Linked DNA regions of Homo sapiens: region 2 is linked to region 1. Evidence: read pairs that join two places in POLR2A ChIA-PET (ENCODE). Cell type or tissue: Panc1. All regions are shown on one strand. Links, peaks and the distances in the headings refer to the core of each region. The heading gives the core; the rest is flanking DNA.

Region 1 (10,760 bases), core at 1,575-9,574:
CGTTTGTTTTTGTTTTTGTTTTTGCTTTCAACGCCCACTCCCTCAAACCATAAACCAGGGGCACCCGGGCAGCTTGAGGTTAGGTGCCAATTCAACAGCAAGTCCTCATGAATGACATTTTTTATGGTTTTGTGCAGAGACACCTTGTGCTCATGAGCATTGTTTTTTTGTTTTTTGTGGGTTTTGTTGTTGTTGTTGTTTTCTATTTTTTGAGACAGTCTCATTCTGTTGCCCAGGCTGGAGTGGAGTGGTGCGATCTCGACTTACAACATCTGCCTCCCGGTTCAAGCAATCCCCCTGCCTCAGCCTCCTGAGTAGCTGTAATAACAGGCGCATGTCACTATGCCTGGCTAAATTTTGTATTTTTAGTAGAGACGGGGTTTCACCATGTTGGTCAGGCTGGCCTCAAGTGATCCGTTCGCCTTGGCCTCCCAAAGTGCTGAGATTAGAGGCGTGAGCCACCATGCCCAGCCTTTTGCGGGTTTTTTTGAGACAGAGTCTCGCTCTGTCACCCAGGCTGGAGTACAGTGGTTCCATCTCGGCTCACTGCAGCCTCCACCTTCCAGGTTTAAGCAACTCTCCTGCCTAAGCCTCCTGAGTAGCTGGGATTACAAGCATGAGCCACCATGCCTGGCCATGAGCATTTGTTTTAAGAGACAGGTCTTTCTGAAGCCCAGGCTGGAGTGTAGTGGCACAATCATAACTCACTGCAGCCTTAAACTCCTGGGCTCAAGCAATCCTGCCTCAGCCTCCTGAGTAGCTGGGACTGCAGGAGCACGCCACCACACCTGGCTAATTTTTACATTTTTTGTAGAGAAGGGGTCTCGCTATGTTGCCCAAGCTGGTCTCAAACTCCTGGGCTCAAAGCGATCCCCCTGCCTCAGCCTCCCAAAGTGCTGGGATTACAGGTTGAGCCACCATGCCCAGCCTTGAGCACTTTTTAAAGTCACGATGGCTTTCTACACCTGTCATTTGGAAAAGGAGGCAGATCAGCGCAGTGGCCGACGGGAGAGGCTGTCTGGTGGGTTTGAGGCCAGCTCCTCCTGTTACTCCCTGTGGCCTTGGCAGCCGGCTGTGCTATTTAAGGGGAAGCACTGTCGCTACTCTGGCCTGGGACTCAGGGGCTCTGCCCAGCTTCTGCCTCTCTAAGTTTACTGCTGGGAAGTCACTTCCCCTTTCAGAACCTGAGTTCTCCCATAAAGAGGAGGGGCCCAAATGCAGTCCGAAGCCTTTTCTAGCTCCTGAGACTGTGGTTCAAGGCAGGGTTATGCTTCCCCCTCCCAGCCCTGGCCCTGTGACCCCAGCTCTGTGCCTGGCACTGTTCAGAAGCTTAAGAGATGCCCACCGCCAGAGCAGGCACCAAATCCTCATCTACTGGGGACCCAAGGGGTGCCCTCCTTGAGAGTTTGGCCTTTGGGCTCACTCTCAGGCAGAGACTCCTCAGTGCTGCTGCTTGATTACCCCTGTGACAGAGAGCTCATTACCTCTCCACTCCATGGCCTACCCTGCCATCCCCCGACAGCCCCCTTCTGGCCAGCATGATTTTCCCAGTGTCCTCTACCCACCACAAACCCCAGCCCCCCAACAGGCTTGCTCTAACAGGACAAGTTGTGCTGAAGATGGAGACTTTAGAAGCAGTGTGGTATGATAAAGAAGGTTGATTCATGTCTGGACAGGGCTTTCTGGAGTCTGTGGAGCTAAAGACATTATTATAATACAAAGCTGGGCTTGCTCACTGGCACTCCCGACTGCATTTACACAGCAGCTCTCAGATGTGAGCCACAGATCTGAGACCTTTCCAGAAGCTCAGAGTTCTTGCTATGTAGTGGACCCCGACTGTTTCTACACTTTATTTATTTATTTATTTATTTATTTATTTATTTATTTATTTATTTTATTTATTTATTTAGAGATGGAGTCTTGCTCTGTCATCCAGGTTGGAGTGCAGTGGCGCTATCTCAGCTCACTGCAACCTCCGCCTCCTCAGCGATTCCCCTCCCTCAGCCTCCCGAGTAGCTGGGATTATAGGAGCCTGCCACCGCACCCAGCTAATTTTTGTATTTTTAGTAGAGACGAGTTTCACCATGTTGGCCAGGCTGGTCTCAGACTCCTGACCTCAAGTGATCTGCCTTCCTCGACCTCCCAAAGTGCAGGGATTACAGGCGTGAGCTACTGCACTAGACCTTGTTTCTACACTTTAAACCAGCTCCACAGGAGGCCCCCTGAGGCCGCCTGCTCCAATCCCAGGTAGTGACAATCGTGCAATGTCCCTGGAGCAGGAGTGAGATATCAGACGGACCTGTTCAGGACTGGGTGGGTCTCACTCCCAGCTGGATCCTTCAAGCCCAGGGCAGCCCCCCAGATTCCACACATGGGGCAGCAGGGACTCCAGGCCTAACTGTGCGGAGCCAGGAGGGTCCATTGCAGGGATGTGCAGACCGAGGCCCAGAGGGGAGGGCTGGGCAGTCCCAGAGATGCTTGGAGGGACCTCTGTGATGGCCCCACTTGTGTTTTCCAGGCCTGAGCTGCTCACTGAGGGAGTCAAAGAGCCCATCATTGACAGTCAAGGTACCCAGCGCGGGGTCGTGGGACATGGTGTGGGCGGGCAAGGGAGGGGCCCAGGAGCCTCTGCCACCAGCCCCTCCTCCTGCTGGCTCTGTCCTGCTCTCATCTTGGCCCTGGCATTCTCCCCACACCCCCGCACTGGGTTTCCCCTAATGATGCCATCTTGGGTCCCAGGAACTGCCTCCTCACTTGGTTTCTCTCCCCCTGCCCTGCCCCCAGAGAGGGATTCCAGGGACCCTCTGGTGGGCGAGAGCCTGAAGAGACAGGGCTTTCAAGGTAAGGTTGAGCTCAGGGGGAGGTCTGTTGTCCCAGCACCATGACCCTGACCTGGTTTGGGATTGGAGGGCCAGGCTGGAAGTGGGGAGGAGCTGGCCCCCAACTTCAGGGCCTAAGGGACCAGGCAAGCCAGGTTAGCAATCCAGGCCCGACTGTACCCTGCCAGCTCTGTGTTAGAGACTCCAGGGGAGAGGAGGTGCCTACAGGTGGATGGTGGGGGGACCTAGGGGGTGGGAGGGTACAGGGCCCAGGAGCCTGCCTGCCCCCCTCCGGGAAGGTAGCTGACACGCCCACTCCTTATTCAGCAATCAGCTGTGGTCTTAGTGCTTTGAAATCAGAATAGGAGCCAGGTGCGGCACCTCACGCCTGTAATCCCAGCATTTGGGGAGGTCAAGGAGGGAGGATGGCTTGAGGCCAGGAGTTCGAGACCAGCCTGGGCAACATGGCGAAACTCCACGTCTACCAAAAAAATGCAAGAATTAAGTCGGGTGAGGTGGCGTGCACCTGTGATCCCAGCTACTCGGGAGGCTGAGGCGGGAGAATTGCTTGAACCTGGGAGGCGGAGGTCGCAGTGAGCCAAGATGGTGCCACCGCACTCCAGCCTGGGTGACAGAGCAAGACTCTGTTTCAAAAAAAGAGAGAGAGAGAGAGAGAGATGGTGGTCTGGGATCCCTTTGGCACATGCTAGCACTTGTCTTCGTTTGTTTTGAGATGGAGTTTTATTCTTGTTGCCCAGGCTGGAACACAATGGCGTGATCTCAGCCCAATGCAACCTCCGCCTCCTGAATTCAAGTGATTCTCCTGCCTAAGCCTCCTGAGTAGCTGAGTTACAGGCTCATGCCACCACAACTGGCTAATTTTTGTATTTTTTTAGTAGAGATGGGGTTTCACCATGTTGACCAGGCTGGTGGTCTCCAACTCCTGCCCTCAGGTGATCCTCCTGCCTCGGCCTCCCAAATTGCTGGGATTACAGGCATGAAAATTTCGGGGAGATTTTCAGTTGCTATTTAATATTTTTTAGCCATATGCATTTTTCTCCTCTCCTTCTGTTACTCCAGTGACAATGATAGATCTCTTTTTTCTTTTAACCATCCCACGGGTCCCTGAGCCTACATTTTAAAAGTTCAATTTTTGCTCTGTTGTTCACATTGGGAATTTCTATTGATCTATATCCCAGTTAATCCATTCTTCGATCACTGCAATTCTAATATGAATTTTTTTTTTTTTTTCAGATGGAGTGTCGCTTTGTCGCCTAGGCTGGAGTGCAGTGGCATGATCTTGGCTCACTGCAACCTCCACTTCCAGTTCAAGTAGTAATTCTCGTGCCTCAGCCTCCTGAGTAGCTGGGATTACAGGCATGCACCAGCATGCCCGGCTAATATTTTGTGTTTTTAGTAGAGACAGGGTTTCACCATGTTGGCCAGGCTGGTCTCGAACTCCTAACCTCAGGTGATCCACTCACCTCAGCCTCCCAAAGTGCTGAGATTACAGGTGTGAGCCACCACGCCCAGCCCTCTAATATGAAATTTAAAAACTTTCAGTTATTGTCATTTTAAATTCAAAAATTTCCATTTGCTTCATGTCTTCAGTGGTTTTGCTGGGGTTTTTCATTTGTTTCAAGCATGTTTGTCTTTAGTTATTGAATTTTTATGATGCCTTCTTTAAAATCTTTGTCAGATAATTCCAACACATGTGTCATTTGGTTCAGATATGATAAGTGATTTTTTTTTTTTGAGACACAATCTCACTCTTGTCTCCCAGGCTGGAGTGCAGTGGTGTGATCTCGGCTCACAGCAACCTTCGCCTCCCGGGTTCAAGCTATTCTCCTGCCTCAGCCTCCTGAGTAGCTAGGACTACAGGCTCCCACCACACCTGGCTAATTTTTGTACTTTTAGTAAAGACGAGGTTTTGTCATGTTCGCCAGGCTGGTCTGGAACTCCTGACCTCAGGTGATCCACCCGCCTCAGCCTCCCAAAGTGCTAGGATTACAGGTGTGAGGTATTGTGCCCGGCCTTTTTTTCTTTTTTTTTTTTTTTTGGCAGAGTCTCACTCTGTCTCCCAGACTGGAGTGCAGTGGCACAATCTCGACTCACTGCAACCTCCACCTCCCGGGTTCAAGTGATTCTCCTGCCTTAGCCTCCTGAGTAGCTGGGATTACAGGCATCCAACACCACGCCCAGCTAATTTTTGTATTTTTAGTAGAGATGACGTTCAGCTATGTTGGTCACGAACTCCTGACCTCAGGTGATCCGCCTACATTGGGCCTCCCAAGGTGCTGGGATTACAGGCAGGAGCCACTGCCCCCAGATGGTCAGTGATTTTTTTTATTGTGTCTTGAAGGTTTGGGGTGTTGTTATGTTAGGAGGCTCTCAATCTAATTTAAATATTCTTTAGCCAATGTCACACTGGTGAAGAAAGTGAGTTGTGACCTCATTATCATGGGTGGAGGTAGAAATCCAGGCTCCCCCCTCAGCCCCCACCAACACCACAGAAGAGGGTGGAGAGGACAGGAACAAACACTTCATTCTCACCTGGCAGGGCTGGAAGTTCAGTCTCCACCCATCCTCTACTGACACTGTGGAGAAAGGGAAGTGCCCTACACTTCCAAAAGCAGGGGGAGGAGTTTCAGGTTCCCCATTCAACCTTTTTAACACACTGAGGAACCTGTGGGCAAAAACTTAAGTATAAATTTCTTTTTTCGGTGGGGTGGGGCACGGAGGCTCATGCTGGTAATCCCAGCACATTAGGAAGCCAAGGTGGGAGAATTGCTTGAGCCCAAGAGTTTAAAACAAGCCTGGACAGCTGGGCGCGGTGGCTCACGCCTGTATTCCCAGCGCTTCAGGAGGCCGAGGCAGGTGGATCACGAGGTCAGGAGATCAAGACCATCCTGGCTAACACAGTGAAACCCCATCTCTACTAAAAATACAAAAAATTAGCTGGGCATGGTGGCACGCACCTGTAGTCCCAGCTACTTGGGAGGCTGAGACAGGAAAATCACTTGAACCCAGAAGGTGGAGATTGCAGTGAGCCAAGATCACACGACTGCACTCCAGCCTGAGTGACAGAGCAAGGCTCCATCTCAAAAAAAAAAAAAAAAAAGATCAGCCAGGACAACATAGTGAGATTCGTCTCCATAAAAAATTTAAATATTAGCTGGGTACAGTGGCACACACATGTAGTCCCAGCTACTCAGGTGGCTGAGACGAGAGGCTAGCTTGAGCCCAGGAGGTCCAGGCTGCAGTAAGTCATGTTCACACCACTGCACTCCACAGCCTGGGTTACGGAGCCAGACCCTATACCCCCCAGCCCAAAGAAAAACAAAAACAAAAAAGAAGAATTTCACGATGGCAGCTACAGAGCCCTAAAGTCCAAGCACAGGGCCCTTTGCAGTCACACCTTTGTGCTTCTCACTCAATTTTCTGTTTTTCGTATCGATCCTGAAAGCTCTTGTTCTCTGTAGGTGATTTATATTTGTTTCTATTGTAAATTGATTTTTTTCTCCACAATGTTTGCTAAGTGGTTAGTAATGGTATATAGGAAAATCATTTTGTACAGTTAGCTTTTATCGCTATTTTAGAATTTTCATCTTTCACTAATATAGAGATGAAATTCTATAGTTTCAATATAAATTCTCTTGGGTTTTCTTTTTTTACATTTCTGTTTTTCAAGACAGGGTCTCACTCAGGCTAGCATGCAATGGTGAGATCACAGCTCACTGCCACCTCAAATTCCTGGGCTTAGGTGATCTTCCCACCTTAGCCTCCCCAGTAGCTGGGACTACAGGTACACACCACCATGCCCAGCTAGTGTTTTTTTTTTTTGTAGAGATGTGGGTCTCACTATGTTGCTGACATTGCTCTCAAACTCCTGGCCTCAAGCATTCCTCCTGCCTTGCCTCCAAAAGCGATTACAGGCGTGAGCCACAACACCCAGCCTTCTCTTGGGTTTTCTACATAAAATAACCATCTACAAATAATAGCTATCATTTGTTCTAAGTTCAGACAACAACCCCATGAAGCAGTAATATTATTAACCCCATTTCACAGCTGAGGGATCTGAAACAAGAGATTTGTTCAGGGCCAATGAGCTAATAAGTAGCAGAATAAAATTCAAAACCAAATCCAAGCCTTCCAGCTTCAGAGTTCATGTCCTCACCAACAGACAATAATAGCTCTATATTGATTACATTAACTCCTTTTTTCTCTACTTTTATGTCTGTTTGAAGACTGAGTACCTTGGTAGAACTGCAAGAACAAGGTTGATTGATTGTGGTGACAGCAAATATTCTTGTCTTCTTAATTTTAACTGACAAATGTCTCTAATGTTTCATTTTTAGGTATAGCTTAACCAGAAAACCTCTGTAGCATGAGAATATTAATAATAATGTATATTTTCCTAAGAAAGAACCAAATCAATTTTTGGAAGAGGGACGGATTGTGAAACTTTATTGATAAAGAATTCCGTTCCAAAGGTGTATTCCAGTCACATTTACCCTACATAAAATACCAACATCTTCTTATTGCAAAAACAGAAACTCCGGCCGTTGTATTGATGCTGACTTAAGAGAAATAGAAGCCTCTATATAAGGCAAGAGTCCATACCAGAAGAATTCGACCAATATGAGATACCTCCAAAAAAATCAACTCAATAACCTACTTTATATGTAAGAGACCCAAAAAAGTCAGCTTTTGTGGGAAGTTGATATGCAGTTTATTGAACAAACAGAGTGTACAGTAACTAAACGAACTGTGTATTTCCAAAGGAATTAAGACCGCATATCTGGATTCACACCTAAAAGCACATAGAAAATTAAACCAAAGAAGGGCAAGTTTTGTACTAAAATCACTTGGGCCCAGGTTATTCTATAAGAAGATTCTCACTGGCATTTGATAGTAACTTATCACCTTCTGTGCGAGCTTGGGAACCAGCTGACTCAGTGAACTGCTTCCTGTCTTCAGTGCGTGATGACACAGATGTGTCAAGCTTAATAGATCTTATATGTAAATTTAAGAATAAGAAGTTTTATACCCACCCTGGTTTTATTCCAAAGTTACTGCTCTGCAATTTTGGGCTCCATCCTTAGGAAGATACTGGAAAAGCAAGAGAACCTTTCTCAGCTGCCTGTGTGAAGTGACGTTGTTCTAGAACGGTGCCCTGGGGCCTCATGCACGATTTCACAAGTATAGCTGCATAATCTGTGGATGTCACTGAATGGAAGAAGAATCATCAATGGTATATTTAGGTTATAGAAGGTTCCACTGAGATAAGAAAAGGTTCTACAATGCAGGTAGCTGTCAAGCCTCCTAAATATTTAACTCGTTTTAGTTAACATCACACTGTGCATTGAGTGCAAGATTCTTTGGTTACACCATATTAACCACCAGGAGGATAACTCCTGGTTTGTAAAAGACATCAGTGGTTCTTAACGGAGGGGTGATATGGCCCCAGGAGACATCTGACTATGTCTGGAGAGAATTTTTCACAGCTCTAGCGGGGGTGCTACTGGCACCTAATGGATATGGATGGCAGGAATGCTGCTGAACATTCTACCATGCACAGGGTGGCCCCACAACAAACACCTCTCAGGCCACTAATATGAATAGTCCCGAGGTTGAAATGTCCTGAAAAAGGTTCAGAAAACATGTCTAGACGTTTGCAAAGTCAAATGTATATTATGGAGGCTGCAAGGCGCCCCTTGCATCTCACAGCTGAGGGACCCCGTCACCTCTCACCATCAGAGGCCCATTCATTCCCGCCTTCCATTCCAGGCCCAGTGCCTGCTCCTTCTCACTGAAGAACTCAATAGAGATTTGCTGAATGAATGAGGGAAAAATAAGCTAGAAGCATAGTTTAAAGTCTTCCATCGACTACATTAAACAGCAATTTTATGTGGCCTAAACTTTATTCTGAACCTTAGTGGTGTCATAGTCTCTGACTATATAGAACCTCAAAGTTAAGGCTAACACGTTCTTAAAGATGGAGTGCACATCTTAAGGGGAGTTTGTCTAAACACTTCTCGAGTCATTTTAGTGGGACAAACCAAATAAAATGGTGCTAAAGGCAAACATTCAATATACTTCATTTTAAACTAAAAAATTAACATATAAAATGCCATGCACAGCAGACACCATTCTTTTTTTTACATATTTACAATTTTACATATTTACTTATCAATATAATTTCTATCTTTACAATTATAAAATTATTCCAAACTGTGGAAGAGTGGTACCATTTAATTTTCTTGAACATACACTTTGTAGCATTCATTTGTTTAATCCTTTAAAAGGCAATTATTTACCAAAACCACAGTGAATGCCAGAGGAAGCACATAGGAAAATCATGGAGGGAAAAAAGATTGAGACAAAATTTGCACACAAGCCTTAAATGAATCTGTATCAGTAACTCAAATAAGTAGTATTTTATTATTAACTAAGGTTCCCCTGCTAGGAAAAACGAAACAATCCCCATATACTGTACCTTTAAAAAATGCTGACATTTATAAGCAATTTAGTTACATTCTAGATCCCAATCAGTTGAGTGTAGTAAGGGCTACCTACAATTTAGGCTCAAATAAATACTCTCCACTAAATTGTGATCATCCTGCATAAACTTGAGGTTGCAGTGGTGGAGGAAGTTTATCATTTTCAACGTTTTCAGAGTCAATAGCTGCTAACGGTTGATTCGGAGGCTTAATTTCCAGTGGGTATTTCTCAACGATGTCTTGAACTTCTCTTGCAATTCCATCTGTCCAATCTATGAGGTCTTTTTCCAGTTTCTTGGCTTCATTCATGATCCTTTCTTGTCGTTCATTCAACTGAGACAAGAGATCCAAGTTCTTATACATTTGCTTGACGCCTAAGCAAGCATCAGGAGACCAACTCTCAGCTTCTTGCTTCCTGGGAGAGGTCTGGCCAGACATGTAGCGATCAAAATCCTCCTGACTTAGATTCAAAGACTGGGCGTCTAGCTTCTCAATGAAAGCCACAGCACAGCACTACAAGAAGAGGACGTTAATACAGTCATATTAGGAAAGCTATGCATACTCGAGTCGATTTGTAAAAATCTTTTGATCACAGACCATTTAAAACAGAAGCTAAAGTAAACAAAACAAACTCATGAACTTCTGTGTATTTCAGCCTCAAAAATTACCTACTCCTATCCCCGGTCGTGCTTCCTATACACTCCCAGGAGCTCCAGGGCCGATGTCTGGGTGCAGCCTCCCCAGGTGCACCATGAAGCCATTCTGTCTGAGTCTTCCCAGACCTGCTATCCCCACCCAGGATATAGTCCCCAAGTAGGTGTGGCACACAGACCTCTGATCCTCAAATGAATATTTTAACATCAAGTGGTTAAAAGAACAGCTCCAGACCGGGCCCGGTGCCTCAAGCCTGTAATCCCAGCACTTTGGGAGGCTGGGACGTGTGGATCATGAGGTCAGGAGTTTGAGACCAGCCTGGCCAACATGGTGAAACCCCATCTCTACTAAAAATACAAAAATTAGCTGGGCGCAGTTGTGGGCGCCTGTAATCCCCGCTACCTGGGAGACTGAGGCAGGAGAATTGCTTGAACCTGGGAGGCGGAGGTTGCAGTGAGCCAAGATCACGCCACTGCACTCCAGCCTGGGTGACAGAGCAAGACTGTCTCAGGAAAAAAAAAAAAAAGGAACAACTCTGAAGTGACTGAACCTGAGTTCACTGTCACCTCTTTCACTTAACAACAACAGTGAGTGACCGTGGGAAAGTTACTTAAGCTCTCTGAGGTTTCTGTACCTGTAAATGGGGGGAAATACCACCTAGATTTATTGTGAGAATTAAACAACATAACATGTCACGTGCTTCCGAGAGGCCTGCAGCGAGCAATGAATACACGGTAGCAATTATTAGTACAGACATGGCACTGCAAATGCCCAATTCAACAGA
Region 2 (10,760 bases), core at 1,531-9,530, 180 kb after region 1:
ACACAGACTTTTTCAATAGTCTGCCTCTCTGTCAAAAAATGAACACATATTAGGCAGTAGGTAACACCAATCAGAAGAACCAAAATGAAAGCCTTTTCTCTTAGAACAATACAAGAGCCATGTTTTGGGGCTAACCTCCAAGCAGGGACATCAGCTCCAGAAAAGAGACTATCCCTTTGTGTACGAGAACAATAGAGAGAGCGCATATCTCAGAACGTGAATGACTATCCTTTCCTCTTAGATCTCAGTATCCACCTCTTTTCCACCTCTAAAAGAGTACAACAGGAGTGCAAAACCACGCCCTGGAATCTTTGTTTACACATAGGGAACAGGAGATCACTGCCGTCCAGCCCCACGGAGGAATTCAGCCAAAGTCCCAGGGCTTGGTCTTCTCTTCCTCATATGAACACAGACTTCAGCTCCCCTTATACCCATCTTGTCTATCTGGTCCTGTAAGTCTGATACCAGTGAGGCTGTCCTCCCCAATTTATTTATTTATTTATTTATTTTTACGATGGTGTTGCCCAGGCTGGAGCACAGTGGCTAGCCACAGGCACGATCATAGTATACTACAGTCTTAATCTCCTGGGCTCAAGTGATCCTCCTGCCTCAGCCTCCAGAGTAGCTGGTACTACAGGTGTGTGCTCGAGTGGCCTGGACTACAGGCGTGTGCCCAAGTAGCTGGGACTACAGACATGTTCCTGGCTCGCATCAATTCTTTACACATTAAAAAAAAAAATCTCCCTTTACCCAGGAAGAGACAGGTACAATCATGATTAGAGAGAGACACCCTTAATGCAGCATGGAAATGTTACATTGTGATCAATGGTGCTACACAGTTCTTCCTTTAGGAGATGCATGTCCAGACCCTGACTAGTTGGCCTAGGCTGTAGACAGAGCAAGAAGGAAATGCAGTAGTAACAGATCCTTGGGGATCTTTTTCAATTTCTGAAATAGAGGAGTAAGTAAACCAAAATATACAGGAGTGAGGAGTAAAACAAAATATAAAGAAGTGAGTAAAACAAAAATAGAGGAGTGAGGAGTAAAACAAAAGGGAAGTTTTGTCTTCCTACGGCTCCTAGGATAGCTGTGTGTCTCACCCAGCCCTTCCTTTACCTTCTCAGAAGAGAGGCTCTCCTAGAAGGAGAATGTTACCAGGACAGAGGAACAGGGTTTAAAGAGAGGGGGTCCCCTTCCAAAGAGGTTCACCACAAACTGGATTCTAACACATGAGATAGCAGCCAAGGAGGTGTTCTGAGCCTCTAAAAAGGATGTTACATGTCAAAGATAACAGAAGATCTAGGCATCTTGCCTGCTTGACTTGGGGAATCTTCAAAAGAAGCCTCTGAAATTTGCATTCCAGCCCTGTGAGAAGATAACCCTGCAAGCAAGGAAGGTGGTGGAAGATAAGAGAAGCCGCGGCCCTAAGACAGGGCTGTAAACATTGTGGTTTTCTAAGGCCAACTGGGTGCATAGCTTTGGCAGCTATGGTTAAATCTCCAAAAGGTGGTGAAGAACATGTTCCGGAAGGAAAAGAAAAGTCTTTCCACATTTTGGGAATGTGGGCAACTATTCTTGGAGGAGAAGGGGTGCAGTGGGAGAGAAGATGCTCTTTCTTCTTCAGCCAGGGGCTATGGGGTGGCTGGTCAGGTAAATCCCCCATCATGTTCCGTGTTCACACCAATATACTGAGCACAAGGGAGGGACGCTTGAACAGGGTTGAGGAAGTGATTAGGCCTACATCGATTTGGTAACGTGGCTCTAAAATGGGCAGAAACTCTCTTGCAAGGTCAAGAAGGTGACAAAACTTCTCGGGACTTCCTGGTCAAGCCCTAGCTATCAGCCTCAAGGAAAGACTACCATGCCTTGAGGAAAGGCCAGGTGAGCGCTGGCTGGAGTGCCTGCAGGCCGCAAGCCCTGAGCCCAACCCTGAGGTGCAGTCAGGGAGATTGGAGCTACACCTCTGTCCCCTGGGAGCTGTGCCTCAGGATGCTGTTCTCACCTCGGCAGATTCTGGGGCAGTCAGCAGCCCCTTCAGGGATCTTACTCCCAGAGCCACCAAGCAAGGTGGACATCCTCCCTGATGGGACTCTCGCCTACCGGGGCTACTCACCACCATGTGATCTTGAACTCATAGATGGGGCGCTTGCAGTAGTAGTGGTTCACGAGGTGCTTGTCACACACCCCGATGCACTGGTGGTCCACGGTGAGACCCTGGGCCGAGAGGTCCGTGACCAGGCAGTGCAGCAGGTCATAAACATCAGCCACAGCCTCCCAGGGCCCAAAAGACACATCCACTTCACAGTGGTGCTCAAAAAGCTGCCCGTCACTCTCACTCCGCTCAAATCGCAGGGAGTTGAGGAGCGGACACTCATAGGGGGTGATGGGCATCTCCTCCTTGAAGACACAGACCTTGAGCTTGGCAAAGCGGGCCTTCCGCTGGACCGCACGCAGCCGGGCGATCTCCACAATCCGCTCCAAGTGGTCTATAAGGATGAACACAACACCTATCACTAGGGTGAAGAGGCAGGACAGGGCAGCAGAGATGCACAGAGAAACAGTCCTGAAGATGGCAGGATGCAGGAGGGGAAAGACAGATTTCCCGGGGAAGGGACTCAGGGGGCCAATGAAGGGCACAAACTTAAACAAGGGTCACGGTTCTCCACAGCAAAGGGAAGCCAATGGGACGAGGGCTGTCCTTCTGAAATACAATTTGCTAACTGTCATAGGCCAGGTAGGCCCACCTTAACCTGAATCTCCCCAGCGTGACTGGGAAGGGATGACACTCCATCGCATCTTGAGTAATCTGGATGAATGCTGCCCCCGGTGTTCTGATGGAGACCTAAACACTCACAGATGCCTTGCAGACCTCCTCCCACATACCCACCATCCTGGGCAGCTGACCCTCACCTTTGTAATAGGGCATGAGTCCCAGAAACGCTTGGCGCACCTTCTCGCCCTTCAGTGGCTGCATGTTCTCCAGCTGCTCCAGGAGGGGCCCGATGGCATAGTACTGGGCCTCTTTGTACACAGCTCGAACACGCTCCCTGGGTGGGAGGTCCCCTGAGCGCAGGAAATTCAGCACATCTCTAAGCAGGAAGGAAAGAGGGTCGGTGACAAGGAGCTTATGCTCCTGGGCAGTGCCACACAGTGTGCATTGGACAAAATCTAAAACCAGACTGCCAGCTGTGTTACACTGGGTAAATGAACTTAACTACTCCATGTCTCAGTTTCCCTGTCTGTAAAATTGGAGAAAACAATAAAACCTCATAATGTGTTAGGGAATTAAGTGATTAGAAAATCCCTGGCACAGAGTAGGGCCTCAATAAGTGTTATTAGTTGTTGTTATCAGTAAGCAACTATAATTACTATTATTAGGTATAATATTAGGTATTATTAGGTATATGTAAGTATAATGGAAAGATATGACACCTAGCCCTTTATATATATATAGTTTTAGAATTGAGGTGAAATATTCAATAAATGTACAAATATTAACTGTACAGTTCAGTTGTTTTTTTAAGTATGAATATACCCATCCAACCATCACCTAGATCAAGATGAAACATTTCCATTCCTTAAGGTTCCTCATGCCACTTCCCAGTTAATCCCTACGGAAGCAACCACTCTAACTTCTCCTTCCATCAGTAAAGATGAGTTTTGCCTTTTCTTGAAATATATATATAAACAGAATTATATAGTATGTTCTCTTTCATACCTGGCTTCTTTCCTTTAACATAATGTTTTTGAAATGTATCCACCAAATAAATAATAAAAACAAACCAGTAGTTTGTTTTTTTGTTTTTATTAGTTATTATTCATTATGTAAGTATACCCTTGCATGAATATGGTGTAATTTATTTACCCTGTTGTCTTGTTGATGGACATTTGGGTTGTTTCCAGTTTTTGGCTATTATGAGTAAAGCTGGGATGAACATTCCTATATAAGACCTTTAGGCCAGGCACGGTGGCTCACACGTGTGATCCCAGCACTTTGGGAGGCCGAGGTGGGTGGATCATCTGAGCTCAGGAGTTTAAGACCAGCCTGGCCAAAACGGTGAAACTCCATCTCTACTAAAAATACAAAAATTAGCCAGGTATGGTGGTGGGTGTCTGTAATCCCAGCTACTCTGGAGGCTGAGGCAGGGGAACTGCTTCAACCTGGGAAGTGGAGGTTGCAGTGAGCTAAGATCACGCCACTGCACTCCAGTCTGGGTGACAGTGTGAGACTCCATCACAAAAACAAACAAACAAAAGAAACCTTTAGTGGACACAAGCACAAATTTCTTTTAAGTATTAGCAGTAGAGTCATTCAGTCATAGGGTAAGCACGTGGTTAACAAAGTGGTTGCAGCATTTTACATTCCCAACAGCAATGCAGAAGAGTTCTAGGTGTTCCCCATCCTTGCCACTAGTATTATTCTGTAGCTATGCAGAGCAGGTAAAATGCCTAACTCTAATGTCTGAACAAACTGGTTTCAGGGCTGAATAAAATCACATATTGCATTTTCTTAAAATAAAAATTCAGTCCTTCTAATTCACTTTTCAGATTTTTTTTCTTCTTTTTTAAGAGATAGGATCTTGTTCTGTCACCCAGGCTGGAGGGCAGTGGTGCAATCATAGCTCACTGCAGCCTCTAACTCCTGGGCTCAAGCAGTCCTCTTGCCTCAGCCTCCCGAATAACTGGGACCATAGGTGCAAGCCACCAGCTTTTTAGATTATTTAGTGCTCAGAGTAATCAGATACATCACCCGTACGTGCGGAAGACAGTGAGTAAACCCCAAGATAATGCTGCTACCTCAATAACAGCTTAGTCTATGACCTAATACAACACCAGCTAACACTCGCTAAGTATTACTCCATGCCAGCCACTATTCATGGGTTATCCCATGTAATCCTCTCAATGACATTGGGGGTGTGTGCTATCTTATCTCTATGTCATAAATGAGGCTCAAGTGGGGCCCAGACAGGTTCAGGAACATGCTTGCTCAAGTAGCCACCGCTGCCAGAGGCTCAGATCCAGCCATGGCTGATTCTACACCCACATCTACCATGGTCCAGCTTCAGCAGAAACATTTAGACCAGAGTGCAGCAAGCTGATGACAATGGGGAACGACCCCAGACTGAGGCCCAAGCAGCCTTCACGGTGGACGCTAGGGATACATAAGCTGTATAGTAAGAAATGCACCCTACGAAATGCCCTGAACCGCCTATTTTATCTGAGTCATTCAACAACTTCATCTGCTGCTGATGAATCATAGGTCACAGGAGCTCATCAGCCAAAGTAAGAATGTCGCCATCTCCTGCTTTCTGCCATGCCCTTGCCTGGCGCTGTCACTCTCTAGCTGTGGCCACCTGAGCATGGGCACATCCACCTCAAGTCAAACCCAGAACCCCTCCCCAAAATCCCTTCTAGATCTTCAGCAAACCTTGGTGAGCTCTGAAAAACAAAACCCTGGGGCAAGGCCCAGCTAAGGGTGCTGTGGGAGCTGCTAGCTGGGGCCGGCACTTTCCTTCCCCAAACAGCCCGCAAACAAACATCTTTTTATAGTTCTGCAGAGCGATGTGACACTTTGTTTTCTCAGCATTGGAGGCAGCTGATAGCCCACTGGGGAAACCCAGATGCTTCCAAGCAAGTTATTTGACCAGGGGCTCCTTTCTGAGAATAAAAATGATCTTTCCCACAATGTGGGCAATCCTTCTTGGAGGCCAGCACAGAGATGTAGTGGTTGGAGAGTTTCTGCCTCCTGGGCACTTGGTTCAAGGTCTCTAGTCATCTCCAATGTCAGACTGAAGGAGCTAAGAGTTCCAGCCACGTACTCTGAAAAGGACATGGCTAGGGGTCACACCAAGGCTCTTTATATAATCCTCTTTGACAAGCCTGTGCAGCAGCTATAATTATTTCTCATTTCACAAACATGGAACCCCTGAGACATAAAGTCTTTAAATTGTTTACATGTAAGACTGTCAGAAGTCCTTTCTTGGGAAAGGTTTTGTTTTCTTTTTTAAGACACAGAGTCTCGGCCGGGCCGGACACAAACTACAGGCTGGGCCTGTAATCCCAGCACTTTGGCAGTCTGAGGCAGGAGGATCACTTGAGTCCAGGTGTTCGAGAACATCCTGGCCAACATAGTGAAACCTCATCTCTAAAAAACATCAAAAATTAGCCAGGCGTGGTGGTGTGCACCTCTAGTCCCAGCTACTTGGGAAACTGAGGCAGCAAAATTGCTTGCACCTGGGAGGTCAAGGCTGTAGTGAGCTGTGCTTGCATCACTGCACTCAGCTTGGGCAACAGAGCAAGACGCTGACTCAAAAAAAAAAAAAAAAAAAAGACAGTCTCACTCTGTTGCCCTGGCTGGAGCACAGTGGTAGGATCATGGCTCACTGCAGACTCCAACTCCTGAGCTCAACCAATCCTCCCACCTCGGCCTCACAAGTAGCTGTGACTACAGGCAAGTACCACCACGCCTGGCTGCTATTTTGCTGTTGTTGACATTGTGTTTTTCCACATTTTAGTGTTAAGTGACAAGAACAACAGAGGGTTTTTTTTTTTTTAAAGACTTTCCTTGGCAAAATTAAAGAACAACACTGTATCAGTCTTCCATCTCTTTTTATTCCTTTAAACTACTGAAAGAAGTCTGGTAACCACTGCTACACACCATGCCTCCTTCCCATGGCAACGCTGAGCCCCAAAATCCAGGTCTAAAGGTACTCTCCATGTTGTTTTAGACTATCCCCCTATGTGGGATTACACTTATTCCTCTCCACACAGATGACAACTTCCTGGTCTCATATTGCATAGGACAGCCAGGTGCAGTGGCGCACACCTGTAGTCTCAGCTATTCAGGAGGCTGAAGGGAGAAGACTGCTTGAGCCAGGAGTTTAAGGATGCAGTGAGCTATGATGGCACTGGTGAACAACCACTACATTCCACCCTGGGCAACATAGCAAGACCCTATCTCCAAAAAAACAGCCCCCGAAAAAAAAACAACACCTAAAACTTAAATAAATACTGTAATACCAGCATTTTAGGAGGCCAAGGTGGGAGGACTGCCTAAGGCCAGGAGCTTGAGACCAGTCTGGGCAACACAGCAAGATCCTATCTTTATTTTTATAGATAGATAGATAGATAGATAGATAGATAGATAGAATCACACACATCAAGACCAGTGGAAGCCTCAGTGCATCAGAGCTCATATATATACATATATATATATATATATATATATGTATACACACACCCATATATACATATATATATATGTGTGCATGTATGTGTACATCTGTGTGTGTGGGTGTATAATGAGATAAATAAATAAATAATAAATAAATAAAAATGAAATTTTGTTTTGTTTTTTGAGATGGAATCTCGTGTCGCCCAGGCTGGAGCGCAGAGGCGTGATCTCGGGTCACTGCAACCTCTGCCTCCTGGGTTCAAGCGATTCTTCGACCTCAGCTTCCTGAGTAGCTGGGATTGCAGGTATGAGCCACCACACCCAGCTAATTTTTGTATTTTTAGTAGAGATGGGGTTTCACCATGCTGTAATGAGCTGGTCTGGAACTCCTGGCCTCAAGTGATCTACCTGCCTCAGCCTCCCAAAGTGCTGGGATTACAGGCATGAGCACCGCGCAGAGCTGAAAATAAAAATTGTTTAATTGTCTATGATTGAAGCAATTTCATCCAGCCAGTGTGTTATTTCGAATTTCTCTGGCTGTCTTTGTCTCCTTTGGCAAAAAAAAAAAAAAAAATTGATCTCTTTCAATAAACCCATTTATTAAATTTCATCAATATGCTATCTCCTCTTCTAGGTACTATGGAAGATATCAAGGTCCCATACTCAAGCCTACGCTAATCACCTGCTAGGACTACAAAGTTGATTGTAGAGGGAGAGACATACCCAAAGTGTGTGCCATCTCGGTCGATGAAGTACCGGCCCTCGGAGTCCGTGGGGATGTAGTGCCGCCCACTGAACATGGCTGCCAACATGGTGTCTTCGTAGCACCGCAGTGTGGACAGGCGTGTAGTGAAGTGAGCCCCTCCGATGTTAAGGGGAACAACCTCAGGAAACTGGAAAGAAATCACCAGGGCTCTCAGGCAGGCAACGGGGAATGAGAGCTGGGGCTGCTCCATCTTCAATCCCTGGGGTCTGATTGGTGCCACACCATTCATTCAGTCACTCAAGCCCACGGGTCCATCTGAACACTTTCTTCTCTCTCCTCCCTCTGCCCCACCCTCATCATCTGCCAAGTCCTACCCATTCTAACCCTCATAGCTCTTTTTTTTTTGAGATGGAGTTTCACTCATCTCCCAGGCTGGAGTGCAGTGGCGTGATGTTGGCTCACTGCAAGCTCCGCCTCCCGGGTTCACGCCATTCTCCTGCCTCAGCCTCCCGGAGTAGCTGGGACTACAGGCGCCCTCCACCACACCCGGCTAATTTTTTGTATATATATATATATTTTTTTAGTAGAGATGGGGTTTCACTGCGTTAGCCAGGATGGTCTCGATCTCCTGACCTCATGATCCACCTGCCTCGGCCTCCCAAAGTGCTGGGATTACAGGCATGAGCCACTGTGCCTGGCCCCCTGATAGCTTTTAAATCAGGTCTCTCCACCTCAACTCCATTATCGCTGCTCTAGAGCTCAAGCCTTCAGTGTCCTTTCACTTCCTGAATTTACTATCTTAGTGCTCTTGCTCACATTGTCTTCTTTGCCCAAAATGCTCTTACCAGTCTCCTTCTTCTGTCTATATGGCAAGTTAAATGGACCCATACAGTGTTATAGGTTGTTCACTGCATAAAAGCACCTGGATGAGAGTCATCTGCTATGTGCCCTTTTTCTTTTTTTTTTTTTTTTTGAGACGGAGTCCCAGCCTGTGTCACCCAGGCTGGAGTTCAGTGGCGCGATCTCGGCTCACTGCAACCTCCGCCTCTCGGGTTCACACCATTCTCCTGCCTCAGCCTCCCGAGTAGCTGGGACTACAGGTGCCTGCCACCACGACTGGCTAATTTTTTGTATTTTTAGTAGAGATAGGGTTTCACCGTGTTAGCCAGGATTGTCTCGATCTCCTGACCTCATGATCCGCCCGCCTTGGCCTCCCCAAGTGCTGGGATTACCGGCGTGAGCCACCACGCCCGGCCTGCTATGTGCCCTTTTTCTAATTCACACCAACACACCATACAGTTTAGTGGCATCTACTCATTCTAGAAATTTCTATTCAAGTTCCCCTCATCTGTGAGCATTTCTGTCTACTGTCCCTCACCTGCCCCTAGGACAGAGTTAATGACACATTCTTCGACTGTGCCTTCACCGTGTGTCATATTCTCCTCTATAATAGCACCTAGCACGATACATCGCCAATTATTTCCCTCTGTCAATTCACTCCACTAGACCCCAAGCTTCCCAAAGACAGGGAAAGCATCTTGGTCACCAATCATGGGCTGCCCACAGCAGAGCTCAGTAGTTGTGTGTTGAATACTTCCAGGCATCTACTCCTCTCCTAATCTGTAGAGTGAGCCTGGTTTCCGGTCCAGCTAAGGTTCTGGAGGTAAGGGCTGAGTGAGGAACATGAAAATGATGGTATAAATGTGCCCTAAGAAGCTCGAGGTTTCCCTTAAAATGCAAGGCTTTTTTTTTTTTCCTGTTTTGCACTGCTTGTGGTTTCTACCAAACTGCATTTGAAAAAATGAGGTCAGTTTAAGTTCTCTTTAATCTTCCCACAAACTTCCTCCAGATCAATTCAAATTGTATCCCTATGCATCTTTTTTTTTTTTTTTTGAGACGGAATCTCATTGCAACACCCAGGCTGGAGTGCAATGGCACGATCTCGGTTCACTGCAACCTCTGCCTCCCGGGTTCAAGAGATTCTGCTGCCCCAGCCTCCAAAGTAGCTGGGACTACAGGTGGGCATGGCCACACCCAACTAATTTTTGTATTTTTAGTAGAGATGGGGTTTCACCATGTTGGCCAAGCTGGTCTCAAAGTCCTAACCTCAAGTGATCTTCCTGCCTTGGCCTCCCAAAGTGCTGGGATTATAGCCATGCATCCTTTTCAATATTACATCTCTCCTGCTCCAGTGAAAGTCTGCTTATCTACACAGTACCTTTCCCAGCTTTCAAATCCTTTGTGAAATAAAATAGGGTACAAATACATTAAATAAAGCTGACCCAGGGCCTTGTGCAGCGCCTGGCTCAAATAAAGACCCAAAATTCACCGAATGAATGAAAGAAATAGACAGGTAGTTACACTTCCGTGTGTGTATGCACTGTTACTCTTCTGCACCCACAGGACATGAAAATGCCTTGCGCTTATTCTGTAGGTCCTCTAAAACCATTTTATGTGTATATCAAGGGCTCAGATATCATTTTGGAATAATAATACTTAACATTTCTGGAGCTCTTTAAACCTTTTCTAAAGATACTTCATACCAATCCAAGTGCTTGCTCCATATTAGAGATGAGAGGATTGAAGCAGAGAGGACAAAAGCCATCGGAAACAGTTTTGGAGCTCACATGGGGCAATGTCATCAGTGGGGGGAACTGGTGGTGGGGCCCTGGTCTGCAATCTGTGGTCTTGTGCTCTTTCCCTCAAACCATATCATTTTCCCAATGACAGTGCACAAAAAAATAGCACCACTGTGACTAATGACTTTTTTCCAATTGCAGAGATTACTTCTAGATTTTTGCTCATTTTCCCATGGCATTGTGTGTATGGGGCTTGCAATCCCAGCACAACACTATCTGCTTCCCAAGAGCATCACCTAGC

What was found. ChIA-PET counts read pairs that join two places held together with the same protein. Peaks named below come from ENCODE experiments on the same cell type or tissue, not always from the same donor. Only the 100,000 strongest peaks of a DNase experiment are listed, where the experiment ranks them.
Region 2: POLR2A ChIA-PET joins it to region 1 with 10 read pairs; 2 of 35 experiments call an interaction of 5 or more read pairs at or near these places.

Annotation. Positions count from the first base shown.
Region 1 is chr7:66,807,961-66,818,720 of GRCh38, reverse strand. It overlaps RABGEF1 (RAB guanine nucleotide exchange factor 1), which reads right to left. Exons shown (of 9, transcript NM_014504.3): 9 at 7,257-9,835. The coding sequence ends at 9,437. It also overlaps the pseudogene GTF2IRD1P1. Among named protein-coding and RNA genes, the nearest start is that of RABGEF1, 73 kb to the right of the region's middle. RefSeq lists an enhancer at 1,432-1,481. In Panc1, for the core only: no CTCF peak of the experiment used is centred there; no DNase peak of the experiment used is centred there.
Region 2 is chr7:66,630,582-66,641,341 of GRCh38, reverse strand. KCTD7 (potassium channel tetramerization domain containing 7) reads right to left here. Exons shown (of 4, transcript NM_153033.5): 2 at 7,898-8,067; 3 at 2,911-3,089; 4 at 1-2,486. The coding sequence ends at 2,110. Among named protein-coding and RNA genes, the nearest start is that of KCTD7, 7.1 kb to the right of the region's middle. RefSeq lists enhancers at 4,992-5,081, 8,776-8,825. In Panc1, for the core only: no CTCF peak of the experiment used is centred there; a DNase peak (open chromatin) is centred at 5,172.